Regions from separate parts of the Homo sapiens genome. Here region 1 is linked to region 2. The links are chromatin contacts, found by Hi-C or POLR2A ChIA-PET in ENCODE. All regions are on one chromosome and are shown on one strand. The core of a region is the stretch at or near the end of the contact, and the rest is flanking DNA. Distances in the headings are between cores, read along the strand shown. Region 1 overlaps SLC8A1 (solute carrier family 8 member A1). Region 2 overlaps SLC8A1 (solute carrier family 8 member A1).

What was found. A loop is a pair of places that touch in the nucleus more often than their neighbours do. ChIA-PET counts read pairs that join two places held with the same protein, here RNA polymerase II (POLR2A). Pooled maps may share reads with other maps.
Region 1: a pooled map of right cardiac atrium shows a loop between it and region 2 (6-fold over the local background). The contact joins two enhancer-like sites. A Hi-C loop is called at or near these places in 3 of 50 pooled maps. POLR2A ChIA-PET finds 5 or more read pairs at or near these places in 2 of 52 experiments (BJ and IMR-90).

Annotation. Positions count from the first base shown.
Region 1 is chr2:40,279,299-40,285,548 of GRCh38, forward strand. The region is part of intron 2 of SLC8A1 (solute carrier family 8 member A1); the gene reads right to left. Among named protein-coding and RNA genes, the nearest start is that of SLC8A1, 170 kb to the right of the region's middle. Within about 2 kb of position 3,358, at least 11 of the 41 ENCODE cell types and tissues checked have a DNase peak (open chromatin) inside an H3K27ac peak, as active enhancers do.
Region 2 is chr2:40,217,853-40,224,364 of GRCh38, forward strand. All of the region lies in intron 2 of SLC8A1 (solute carrier family 8 member A1), which reads right to left. The region is part of intron 3 of SLC8A1-AS1 (SLC8A1 antisense RNA 1); the gene reads left to right. Among named protein-coding and RNA genes, the nearest start is that of SLC8A1, 230 kb to the right of the region's middle. Within about 2 kb of position 2,504, at least 4 of the 41 ENCODE cell types and tissues checked have a DNase peak (open chromatin) inside an H3K27ac peak, as active enhancers do.

The DNA.
Region 1 (6,250 bases), core at 2,108-4,607, 62 kb after region 2:
CAGGCACAGGGCACTTGGACAATTTAGCAATAATCTATAATACAGATTTTTGAAAGAAGCGATTTGTTCAAATGCTGCTAAAACAGAAAGTGGCTCTTGAATACCAAAGTGGGTGCCAGAAACTGAGAAAAAATTCCTTAAACTAGGATCTTTAGTATAAGGAGAAGTGATTAGAATAATATCAATTTGGGGCACTGTGACATCTGAAACATAATGGAACAATTCCTAATTGTTATTGAGGAAGAAAGCAAGACCTATTAAGGCAAACCAACCAACTTTCATTGCACAGGGACATAATTTCGGAGATGCTATATTTGATTCCATGTTTGATAGGGTCTGGCATATCTCTTCCCAAGTGTGCTCTGGAAATCCTATTTCAGTCCTTCTTTTAGGGGAAGAAGTCATTACATCAGCCTTGTAAAGTACACTGGCATGCAAAGTAAAATCTGTTACTAGGGTGAAAAGTTGGTACATTCTGTTTTTTTGAGGGGAGGTGAGCTCTCACGTGCCCCCAACATGCACAGTTCACTAAAAATCTGTAGCTCACCAATCTCCTATTGTATGCATTTGTTATTTAGTCTTCAGCTCTCCTACATTTTCTTTGTTTCTTTATCTATTAAACTTTTAAAAATTGTTCCCTGCCTCTTTTCCATTCTGATTTTAAAAATTCTGATTAATATACAATTGCATCTGTATTGGCAGACCATGTAGATACAGCATTTGTAAATTGCAAGCTATGGAGTACACTGAATACCATATTAAGGAGTTAGTGAAAATGAAAAGAACTTTAAACCCTAGCCTTTTAGATAGATTTCTGCTTTTAAAGATTATCTCTGGATTGCAAAAACAGACATGAATATTGATAGTGTAAACCTGACTAAAATATGACTCTAAAATATGAATGTCTGCCATTATAAAAGAATCTAATGATAAAACCTGAGGAAATAAACACTAAAAAAAAAAAAAAAAAAAAAAGGTTGTTTTCTCTTCCTTAAAAGTCCTGAAATTTAATTTTACCATTCTGTCACAGGATAAAACATCTGTCCTAATGGAAAAGTAACAAAAACCCATTTTCTGAAAAGCCCCACAGATAATTTTTCACATGAGTACATGGAAATATCTATTCCATTTTTGGATAACTATTCTTTCTTGATGTAAAACACTGGTGGTCAAAATATACAAATATCACATTTGCCTTCAATCATAAAACTCTGATAAGCACACAAATTGCAATACCATCATGCTAAATTAACTAATTCATTTATTAATCATTTTCTTTGAAAGCAGAGTGACATTCAGGCACTGGGAATGCTGAAATAAAAGATTGAATCCCTGCCTTCTGGGGTCTTACACTTCAGCAAAGAGGTCACACATCAATAATTAATATATGATGTCACAGATATAAATACAGAAATGAAGTAAAAAGAGACAATGAATCCAGACCAAAAGTTTCAAGAAAGGCTCCTAAGAAGAGGTGACATCTGAATGGAGTCTTTGAAGACCCTGTAACAATAGCCAGGCAAAGGTGCTCTAGGCAGGAAGAATGTTTTGTGCAAAAGCAGAGGTGGGTAAAACATGACTTCAGTTCTCTCAAATAGAATTAATCAATCTCTTTATACAGTAACTCAGCACGTTGTCTGTACTTCTGTTAGCATGAATAGAATGAATTTTTATTGCTTATCTTTCCTGGTGGACTGTAGCCTACTAGAAGCAGGCTGATACATCTTTGTACCTCCCATTTGTCTTGCACTTATAACTTGCCTGCTTAGTTTTGATGGAATGAGCCAATGAATGACAGTAAGATTTCACAAGAGTCACCTGTGAAACATACTTCACCAAAGCACCCATGGTAGCACTTATTAACAAACGGAGTTTACCAGGGATGGGGCAGAAGAAAGTCTTAGCTTTTCAAAGAATTTCATTCCTGAGACATTTTTGTGGTCATGTATTTAAAAAAAAAGGGTTGGGGGGGTGCTCTGAGAAATGTGCTCTCAGATGGCACAGCTGGAATGAGAGAAATGGGAACTGTTTTCCATTTTACATAGTTTCTGGAAAGGGCAATAAGAACAAAAAAAGCAACACTGTTGGTCAGCATTCTCAGTGCCTGAGTTGAAAGGTGCTATAAACAGAGAAAAGTCTCATAGGCCAACTCTATGCAGGCTATGTGCCAAGAATAGCTACAAAGTGGCAAGTTAAATCAGCCAGGGCTTGTGAGCTGTCTCAGGACTTGAGTCCCAACTTGCACTCGTGAAAGTTATGCTGCAAAGGGAGCTACCTTTCCCCAGCACTGCCTGGGGCCTTGGCAAGTCTAATGGAGAATGAGTTTGATTTCAAGCCCTGCTCCCTTCAGGCAACTTACAAAGAAAAGCTGTTAAGTCTGTGGAGCTGGGAATGTCTGGAAAGAGTGAAGACCCATCATTTAAAACTGATTTCTTTTTAAGGAAGTAGAGCAGAGAGCAGTGATTACTTCAACACCCATTCTCAGGGGAATTTCTGTAAGCCGGAATCAGCTAATGATGGTTAATAAAGGTAAATGTTCCCTGATTCTCAGGAAGTGATTCTTCATCCTGGGGCTTTTTGAAGACTCTGTCTTCACTTGAATTTTGGGTGGAATAAAGCCCTCCTGGATTTATCCTAATCTAATACTCAAAGTTGGTAGTTCACAGGAGTCTGTTTATTCTTCTAGAAAAGTATAACAGTGGATTAGCTACTGGCTTCTATCCCTTCAGCACAGCTCCCCCACACAAGAGCGTACCTTTAATGACTGATGCTGGTGTATCAAATTGTGTCCTCTCCTTCTAATAACAAAATAATGAAATACAGTAAAATGCCACTTTTTCTGACTTTTTTTTTCTTCTAGGACATGTATGTTTCTTACCTCATTCAGAGGCATGCTGGGAAATTTAACTAAATCTGAAAGAAAAACATTCTGTAAATCCTTAAGACTGGATTAGTAATAAGGAGTAATTTCTGATCTGGAATAAAATCCAGAATTCAGCTTGCTCACCCCAGACACAAAACACAATAAAAAGAATGGTTGTTACAGTTACTAAACGAAGGATCTTTTCACACTCAGCAAGGGTAAAGACTGTCTCTTCTGTATCTCTGTATTACCCAAGACATTGAGCATCCATCTTACTGATACAAAGGATGTCTAGTTTGAAAGTTTGCCTATGTACATTTGTTTACGCACTCAGGCATATACAGACTGCCAACTTTATTATTACCCAAGATTAAAAATAAAAAATAGACCTTGCTCTCAAGAGATTTCCTTTCCGTTAACTGCAATGCTAAGTGAGATGCATCAGTTTCATTTTTGCACGCTCCTTTGCTCCGTTTAGTACCGAAATAAAAACATGACGTAGCTTTTGGGGCCGGGGAGGAATCTCATTCTTGCAGGAAATAATTGCCAGGAATTTTAAAGAGTGTCATCATTTTCTCTGTGTCCAGTCCTGCCCAGTAACAGAGAACAGCTATTAAAAGTATCCAAATGCTGGCTGCAAGGAGAAGTTGAACTCTGAACCACTATAAACCCAATCAGATGCAGACATTCTTCCCATCCCATACCCCGGACTCCCAGTGAATCTTGAAGACCCTGGGGTTAGCCTTATCATTTATTCGTCTGTATAGTGATGGCCTGTGCTAATGCCCAAATGATCCTGACTTATTAAAGGTTCTTCCTGAAAAGACATGATTTTTATTAGTTCACCACAACTTATTCTCAAAAAAGCATTTATTCTTTATCAAGCCACAAATTTTACTTAATTAACTATTCTACTAGATTCCAAGACGATTTAGAAGCTATTGAGGTTGTAACAGGATAAGAGAACAACTAGTCCACTCTGTTAAAATAAAATAAAATCCAAAAACATTAAATGTTTTCCTTTTTGTTCTCTAATGAGAGGTAGAGGATGTGAAAGTGAAGATACAGTAAGGCTAGTGTTTCCAATGATTTCATGACTTCTCTTCCAGCTATGCTGGTGTCATAGTAAGAGCCTGATGCTATTATTATCTCTGATTATTTGATAAACCTGAAAAACAAGTTCAACAAATGGTAAAACATCTGGATCTTTGACAGACAATGGCTTATAAAAGAGAATAACGAACAGTTATTTGGAGAGTATTAAGACCCAGATGGTTCATCAGGGATCACTTTAAAGGTGTTTGTTAGATCCTCCCTCTCAAAGACACCTACACAAGAGTCATCAGCTGCCAATAGCACTGAGAAGATTTTCACATACCCAGCACTGTTTTTGTGACAACCCTTTCCAAAATTACGAAAGAAAACAAAAACAAAGGCAAAGCACAAAGAGGAAAAATGAACATTGCTTAATTTTTTCTTGCACCCAGTGCTTGAAACGCATCAAAGTCAGAGCTCCATGCTCTTTATCTCAGCTCACTGCAGCTGTCCTTTCTGCCAAAAGCAAAACAACTCATTCTCTAGAAGAATCTGAATGCCCACTATATCCTTGACAGCGTTCCTAACAATAGACGCCGAAGATAGAACACGGTTAGACTTTCATTGACAAGAAAGGCTGGAGAATAGAGAATTGTGATCAGGCAGAAGAAAAATAAAAACTGGAACAGTCAGTGGTCTGGCATATCTACTACCCCCCACCTTTTATTTTTCTGAAAAGCAAAGCTGTATTTTGGCAGAGTCCAGAAAAACTAGGCTTGTAATTGTTAATGTAGTTCTAGTGGTTTAGGAGAAGCAGTGGGCTTGGCCGTATTATGGAATGACTCTGCAAATATAGCTCAGACCCTAAGGAGGTTAATTTAAAAAACCTATTTCTTATCTGTATAAAGTCTTGCACACGAATTACATTGTTTCCATTTTCTCCAAAAGTGTGCTTTCTCTCTCTCTAGATATCTGTATCTATAGATATAGCTATCTATACCAATATATCTCTATAAGTTGTTTATATCTATATGCCAATATCTATAACATATTTCTCTCTATATATAAATATATAGAGACATCTCTGATCTCGCTATATATTTAGAGAAATGTTATAGATATTGACATATATATAGATCTCTCTATATAAATATATATAGATATATACATATATTTATGTATGATATATGATATATACATACACATATATTTATATAGAGAGATCTATATATCTATATATCTATATATAAATGTATATCTATAGATATATATCTATAGATATGTATGTATACATACATATCTAGCCAACAATATATATAGACAACAATATCTATAACATCTCTATTTATATATATGTTGTTATATATATTGTTATATATCTATATATAGATATTTTGTTATTACATTATATATATAAATTAAATTGAAAGCTTTTGGGGAAAAACATATATAAATATAAATATAAATATATATATACACACACACAATTTCTCATTTTTTGTTGCTTGGTCTTATTCTAAATTCCTAAGTGTAGTCTGCCACTCTAATCTCTTTTCCCATGAAGTTTGTCTTAGAAATGTCATCCGTGCAAACAACGGCTCACCAAGGACAAGTGCTGGTTTATGCAATTGAGCAGTAGAGGATGCTGTATCCACTTCTTCAAGAGGTAAAAGGAGCTGATTTCTGCACTCCCAGGGATGAGCAAGCTTCATATTCATCTGATGGTTATCTGAGCAGGCACTCTCATGCATTTTGATACTCTAGTTTTATAACCAGAGAATGTCAGAGTCAATAACATGATTATAAGCCTTATAAGTCATAGAATACAGCCTCTCACACAATCATCTTTGAAAAATGGTCAGCTGGACTCCAGGAACAGAGAGATGGCAGCATTGCTTCCTTCAAGAGACATTTATTAAGCTTCTGGTAGCAACTCTGTGAATTGGGTATTATTGTCCTCATTTTACAGATGAGGAAATAGAAACCTGAGAAGATCGCAGTTAGAGACAGACAAAGTGGGATTTTTAACCTAGGGCTGATTCCAAAGCCTTTATTTTTTGATCACTACAATATACATCTGACAGACGTTCTCTTTAACCCTTTCAAGACTATAAGATAAGGGTTCTTTGTAAGGACAGACCCATGCTTTCAGTAGTAAACACTGTGTAAAAGACAAGAGCATCATAAACTATGGGGCTGATTTAGGCAGCCAATTTCTAGTGTTTTCTTTTTTTGTTGTTTGTCTGGTTCTTTCACATTCTCTCTCTCTTTCTCCCATAGTATAGCAACAATTGGTCTAAATATTAAGCTTTATCTATGTCACCCCACAAATGCTGAGTGTGATTCATCCAA
Region 2 (6,512 bases), core at 1,254-3,753:
AGGGTTAGAAAGTGAAAAATATTGTTAAGTAACCATATACTTCTCTTAGATTTGATCTGGCAGCAGACATTTCTGTATTCTGAGATAAAATAGCTGTGGTAAACAGATTGTGTGAAGGCATGCATTTGCATCCAGGCCTACAGGACCAATATTAAGAGAAAGGGAACAATTAATTTGTCTCAGTGGGGTAGTAAAGAGACACAGCCTTCAGAGTACTATGGGAGGTTATATTTCAACTTCTTACAGTTAGTTTGTAAATCTAACTGTAAGACTGGCATTGTTATTAATGAAAGTTTCAGCTAAGAATGAATTAGATCTAAGTTACACTTTATCAGTATTTATTCTTCCTGCTACCTATTAAGGGCACCTGAACTGCTAGGCTTACATAAAAATGTCCCATTTCCTGTTGCTAGCTGTGCTTTCCTTTGATAAACTCATTACAAATTGCATGTAATTACTGTATTGTGAAGAAGGGAGTGGCAATAAATTAGGCACAGAATTTTTGAATAAAACTAGGCAGCTAGAAAGACTGTTTCTAAATAACAAAAAATTTGATATGACCAAGTAGGTTAAAATTACCATTACATATTTGATTGGTACAAAATTAATTGTGGTTTTTACAATTACTTTTTAACATTTTGCCGCTACTTTTACTATTTTGCCATTACTTTTAATATGGCCCATTTTTAATGGCAAAATCTGCAATTAATTTTGCACCAACCTAATATTATCGTATATGGAATTTTCTGTATATAAAGCAAAGGGAAAAAAAAGGAGGCATATAGACCTTAGCTTATGTACTTTATGATTATAAATGATTACATTTATCTAGTGACCATAATGCTTTATGAAAGATGAAAACATTCTTCTGGGGGAAAAAAAAAAAACTAATTAACATCCTTGCTTGCAGAGATTGGTAGACCTGTTTCTTCTATTTTAGATTTCAGCAGGACACCTCTATCGTTGGATGAAAAATGCTGACTTGCATGTTCTGGGAATCTGGGCTCACCCCGAGGCTAATAGCACAGTGCCCTGGCTGTGTGCCCAACGTTTGTGGCAGGGAGTTACCCCTGAGTGCTTTTTTTAACTTACACTAAAGTTTTGACTTAGAAAGCAATATTAGCTAGTGCTTCACAGGAAACTGGGCTTTCCCTCTGTAACACTCAAAGTCAAATCCTATTTCTTGGTCTGATATAATCTCCATAATCATAAAGATCTTTGTTGGAGAAGTTAAGCAGGGAAGACTACATGTAGGATTCTCCTAATCTTGGGGAACCCAAGTTTTGTGCCCCTTTCAATTGGGATGCTGGAGCGGAGTTGGGTCATGGAGATTAATCTTTAGAGGTGTGTGTTCATAGAGGAGAAACCATTGAGAACAAGGAAAAAGGAAAAGTGGAGAAGCACAGCTCTTGTTTGACCTTGGAGGCTTTTTACATGGAATTAAAATTCAGAAACTGGCTGAGGTTACAAGGAGTAATTGTGGCAATTGCCTCATCCCTACTGTCAGCACATGGCAAAGTTTGCTATGGACAGAATTGCAGGGAGTTCTTTCAAAACAGTTCAAAATATTGTCAAGATTTTCTTCAATTTCTCATCAACCTTTAAGAGCTCATTGAAGACATTAGATATTTTGTGCCCAACTCAATGTTGCAGAGAATTTCAGGGCAAGAGAAATAGAAATGAAGTTGAAATATACCCATGTAGTTTCCTTCAGCGATACTATCTGGTATATAAGAAAACTTACAAACATTTTTTAAGAGGCCTCAGGCATTACAATTATAAGTTTTTTTCTTCTCTTCAGACTTTTATTCTAATAAGTTGTTAGCCAATCAAACAAGCAAAGGTGTTTTAAAATACTTCAGTTTATAGCAATAATGATTTTTAAGTTTGAGAAATAGAAAAGAATCAAATCAGTATCTTAATTAGCAAAACCTAGTTGATGAGAGAGATGTGCTTTGTTTGCTATGCATGAGATTGCTTGAAAAATGTGATTTAGCTCCAACAGAGCCTCCCTACTATAGGATTTTTTTTTTTTTTTTTTTTTTTTTTTTAGAAAATCAATACATCTTTCTGTCAAAATTTGGTTAGGGCAAAATTTGACTAAAATTGTGCCAAATAAATAAGATTTTTTTCTTATCTGAGATTGATACATCTCTATTTCTTATGTATAATTTTTTATCTCAGGCCAATGAGCCCAAAGTTTCTTGGCTCTTGTTATATCTTTGAACCTGTGACCTTTCAACTGGCTAGCAATGGGCATGAAAAGGAGAATAATTGTTGCTGAAACAAAATAGGCTTTTTTTTTTTTTTGAGGAAAAAGAAGAAAGAGAAAGAGACAAAGGAAAAGGAGAAAGACAAGAGAGGAAGAAGCAGGAGGAAAACAGTGGAGAGAAGAAGAAAAAAGAGAAAAAATAAATTACAGCTATCTGGGCTTCCATGGGAGTGCCAACTCTGACAGCTGAGACATCTCTGACTTGGCTCTTTCACCTCTTGTGCAAGGGAAGAACAGCACTATTTTTAAAGGAGGTCATTAGTGAGTCATGTTTAAGCTCAATGCTTAGCCATCATCGCCATTTGGGTGCTTGTTGGGAAGGTCCTAAATTGAGCGGCCTTTGGGCACAGATCTCTGTGCACTTTGTTTGCCACTTGCTGGCTAGCTGATCTGGAGACTAGTTGAATTTTGCAGTTTTTCTGTTTTATTTTCCTGACAAAGCAGTCGTTCCATTAAGAAAAAAGCACTCAGCTATTAATTTCTGCTAACTCCTAACCTGGTCAATGAATTATAAGAATGTGCAGTTTTATGTCTATTTTAGGGCATGGATGTGGGGGTGGTGAAAAGTCTTCTTGGCTTGGAGCTCTCTCTATTTGTCTCGCTCTTTCTAGTTCTTTTTTGTTCATCCTTTTCCTGACAGGCTGCTTGATGCTTACAGAATGATGCAAGATTGTAACAGATTCAGACTAGATGAGGAAGAGAAAGAGCTTAGTAAAAGCCCACTTCTTAATAGTTGAATTTTTTTTTCTTCAAAAAAAAAGTCCTATCAACCAAAAAAAAGCTCAGGACCAGACAGATTCATAGCCAAATTCTGCCAGAGGTACAAAGAGGAGCTGGTACCATCACTTCTGAAACTCTTCCAAACAACAGAAAAAGAGGGACTTCTCCCTAACTCATTTTATGAGGCCAGCATCATCCTGATACCAAAACCTGGCAGAGACACAACAACAACAAAAAAGAAAATTTCAGGCCAATATCCCTGATGAACATCGATGTGAAAATCCTCAATAAAATACTGGCAACCTGAATCCAGCAGCACATCAAAAACCTTATCCACCATGATCAAGTGAGCTTCATCCCTGGGATGCAAGGGTGGTTCAACATATGCAAATCAATAAACATAATACAACACATAAACAGAACCAATGGCAAAAACCACATGATTATCTCAATAGATGCAGAAAAGGCCTTCAGTAAAATTCAACACCCCTTCATGCTAAAACCTCTCAATAAACTAGGTATTGATAGAACGTATTTCAAAATAATAAGAGCTATCTATGACAAACCCACAGCCACTATCATACTGAATGGGCAAAACCTGGAAGCATTCCCTTTGAAAACTGGCACAAGACAAGGATGCCCTCTCTCACCACTCCTATTCAACATAGTATTGGAAGTTCTGGCCAGGGCAGTCAGGCAAGAGAAAGAAATAAAGGGTATTTGAATAGGAAGAGAGGAAGTCAATTTGTCTCTGTTTGCAGATGACATGATTGTATATTTAGAAAACCCCAACGTTTCATCTCCTTAAGCTGATAAGCAACTTCAGCAAAGTCTCTGGATACAAAATCAATGTGCAAAAATCACAAGTCTTCCTATACAGCAATAATAGACAATCAGAGAGCCAAATCATGAGTGAACTCCCATTCACAATTGCTACAAAGAGAATAAAATACCTAGAAATACAGCTTACAAGGGATGTGAAGGACCTCTTCAAGGAGAACTCCACTGCTCAAGGAAATAAGAGAGGACACAAACAAATGGAAAAGCATTCCATGCTCATGGATAGGAAGAATCAATATCATTTAAATGGCCATACTGCCCAAAGTAATTTATAGATTCAATGCTATCCCCATCAAGCTACCATTGACTTTCATCACAGAATTAGAAAAAGCTACTGTAAATTTCATATGGAACTAAAAAAGAGCCTGTGTAGCCAAGACAATCCTAAGCAGAAAGAACAAAGCTGGAGGCATCACACTACCTGATTTCAAACTATAGTACAAGGCTACAGTAACAAAAACAGCATGGTACTGGTACCAAATTAGATATATATATATATACCAGTGGAACAGAACAGAGGCCTCAGAAATAATACCACATATCTACAACCATCTGATCTTTGACAAACCTGACCAAAACAAGCAATGGGGAAACGACTCCCTACTTAATAAATGGTGTTGGGAAAACTGGCTAGCCATACGCAGAAAACTGAAACTGGACCACTTCCTTATACCTTATACAAAAATTAACTCAAGATGGATTAAAGACTTCAGCATAAGACCTAAAACCATAAAAACCCTAGAAGAAAACCTAGGCAATACCATTCAGGACATAGGCATGGGCAAAGACTTCATGACTAAAACACTAAAAGCAATGGCAACAAAAGCCAAAATTGACAAATGGGATCTGATTAAACTGAAAAGCTTCTGCACAGCAAAAGAAACTATCAGAGTGAACAGGCAACCTAGAGAATGGGAAAAATAACTGCAATCTATCCATCTGACAAAGGGCTAATATCCAGAATCTACAAAGAACTTTAACAAATTTACAAGAAAAAAACAGCCCCATCAAAAAGTGGGCAAAGGATATGAACAGACACCTCTTAAAGAAAACATTTATGTGGCCAATAAACATATGAAAAAAAGCTCATCATCACTTGTCATTAGAGAAATGCAAATCAAAGCCACAATGAGATACCATCTCATGCCAGTTAGAATGGTGATCATTAAAAAGTCAGGGAACAACAGATGCTAGAGAGGATGTGAAGAAATAGGAACCCTTTTACACTTTTGTTGGGAGTATAAATTAGTTCAACCATTGTGGAAAAAAGTGTGGCGATTCCTCAAGGATCTAGAACTAGAAATGTCATTTGACCTAGCAATCCCATTACTGGTTATATATCCAAAGGATTATAAATCATGCTACTAGAAAGACACATGTACATGTATGTTTATTGCAGCAGTATTCACAACAGCAGAGTTGGAACGAACCCAAATGCCCATCAATGATAGACTGGATAAAGAAAATGTGGCACATATACACCATGGAATACTATGCAGCCATAAAAAAGGATGAGTTCATGTTCTTTGCAGGGACATGGATGAAGTTGGAAACCACCATTCTCAGCAAACTAACACAGGAACAGAAAACCAAACACCACATGTTCTCACTCATAAGTGGGAGTTGAACAATGAGAACACATGGACACAGGGAGGGGAACATCACACACCAGGGCCTGTCAGGGGGTGGGGAGCTAAAGGAGGGATAGCAGTAGGAGGCATACCTAATGCAGATGACGGGTTGATGGGTACAGCAAACCGTCATGGCACGTGTATTCCTATGTAATGAACTTGCACTTTCTGCACATGTATCCCAGAACTTAAAGTATATATTAAAAAAAAGTCTGAGTGTCTTAAGTATTAGTCATTGCTATTTGGATGGTTTCTTTTCCAGGGAAAATATTAAAACTGTCTTGTACCTCTCTATTCCTTTTCTTTCTCCCTAGGTTTTGGAAATCACTAGTGGGTAAAAAAGACCAATTTGCAACTAGGCTCTCATGCTCTGTTGAAAACTATGTCACAATATCACAATACTAGATGCTGGGCTCAAGACAGCAAACAGAAAGCAGTAAGTTACACATATAAATGACAAATATCTGATTCACTTCAATTAAGTAACTATTTTTTTTTAATCACAAGAACTGCTTTTTCCCGAATCTGTTGGATTGTCAGTGTATTAGAAGTGAGCATGTTCTAATTTATAATAGGAGAAGTTGGAGAGGATGAGCAAGAGGTTTGCCCCATTTCTGTAACCATCAGAGACAAAGCAGGAGGAGCCTCCAAAAATTAGAGCAGACCTTGCCCTAAAATGACATAAGTAGCTATTTAAGTGATGTGGGCCCAGCATGGTATAGCCATAAATACATCCACCACAACTGTATTAAAAGGCCTGGAATGTTCGCTTCGTAGGGACTCATACATGATGTTGCTCGGCAGTGAAATGATAGCTAATTGTCTAGTGCGGTGGATTACTGTAGCCAATCACTTAGCACCATACTCTTTTAATTGAATAGCAAACGTATAGGCTTGGGATGAGATGAGGCTGTCTAGTATGGGTTGGCATCCTGGGGAGGTCTGAAAAGACAGAGGCCCGATTAAAAGGCTTCAGGAGGCAGAGTCAGAGAGGCCAACAGTGTACTTTGTCTCTCATAAGATTTGCTTGGAATCTGCTCAACGCTAAA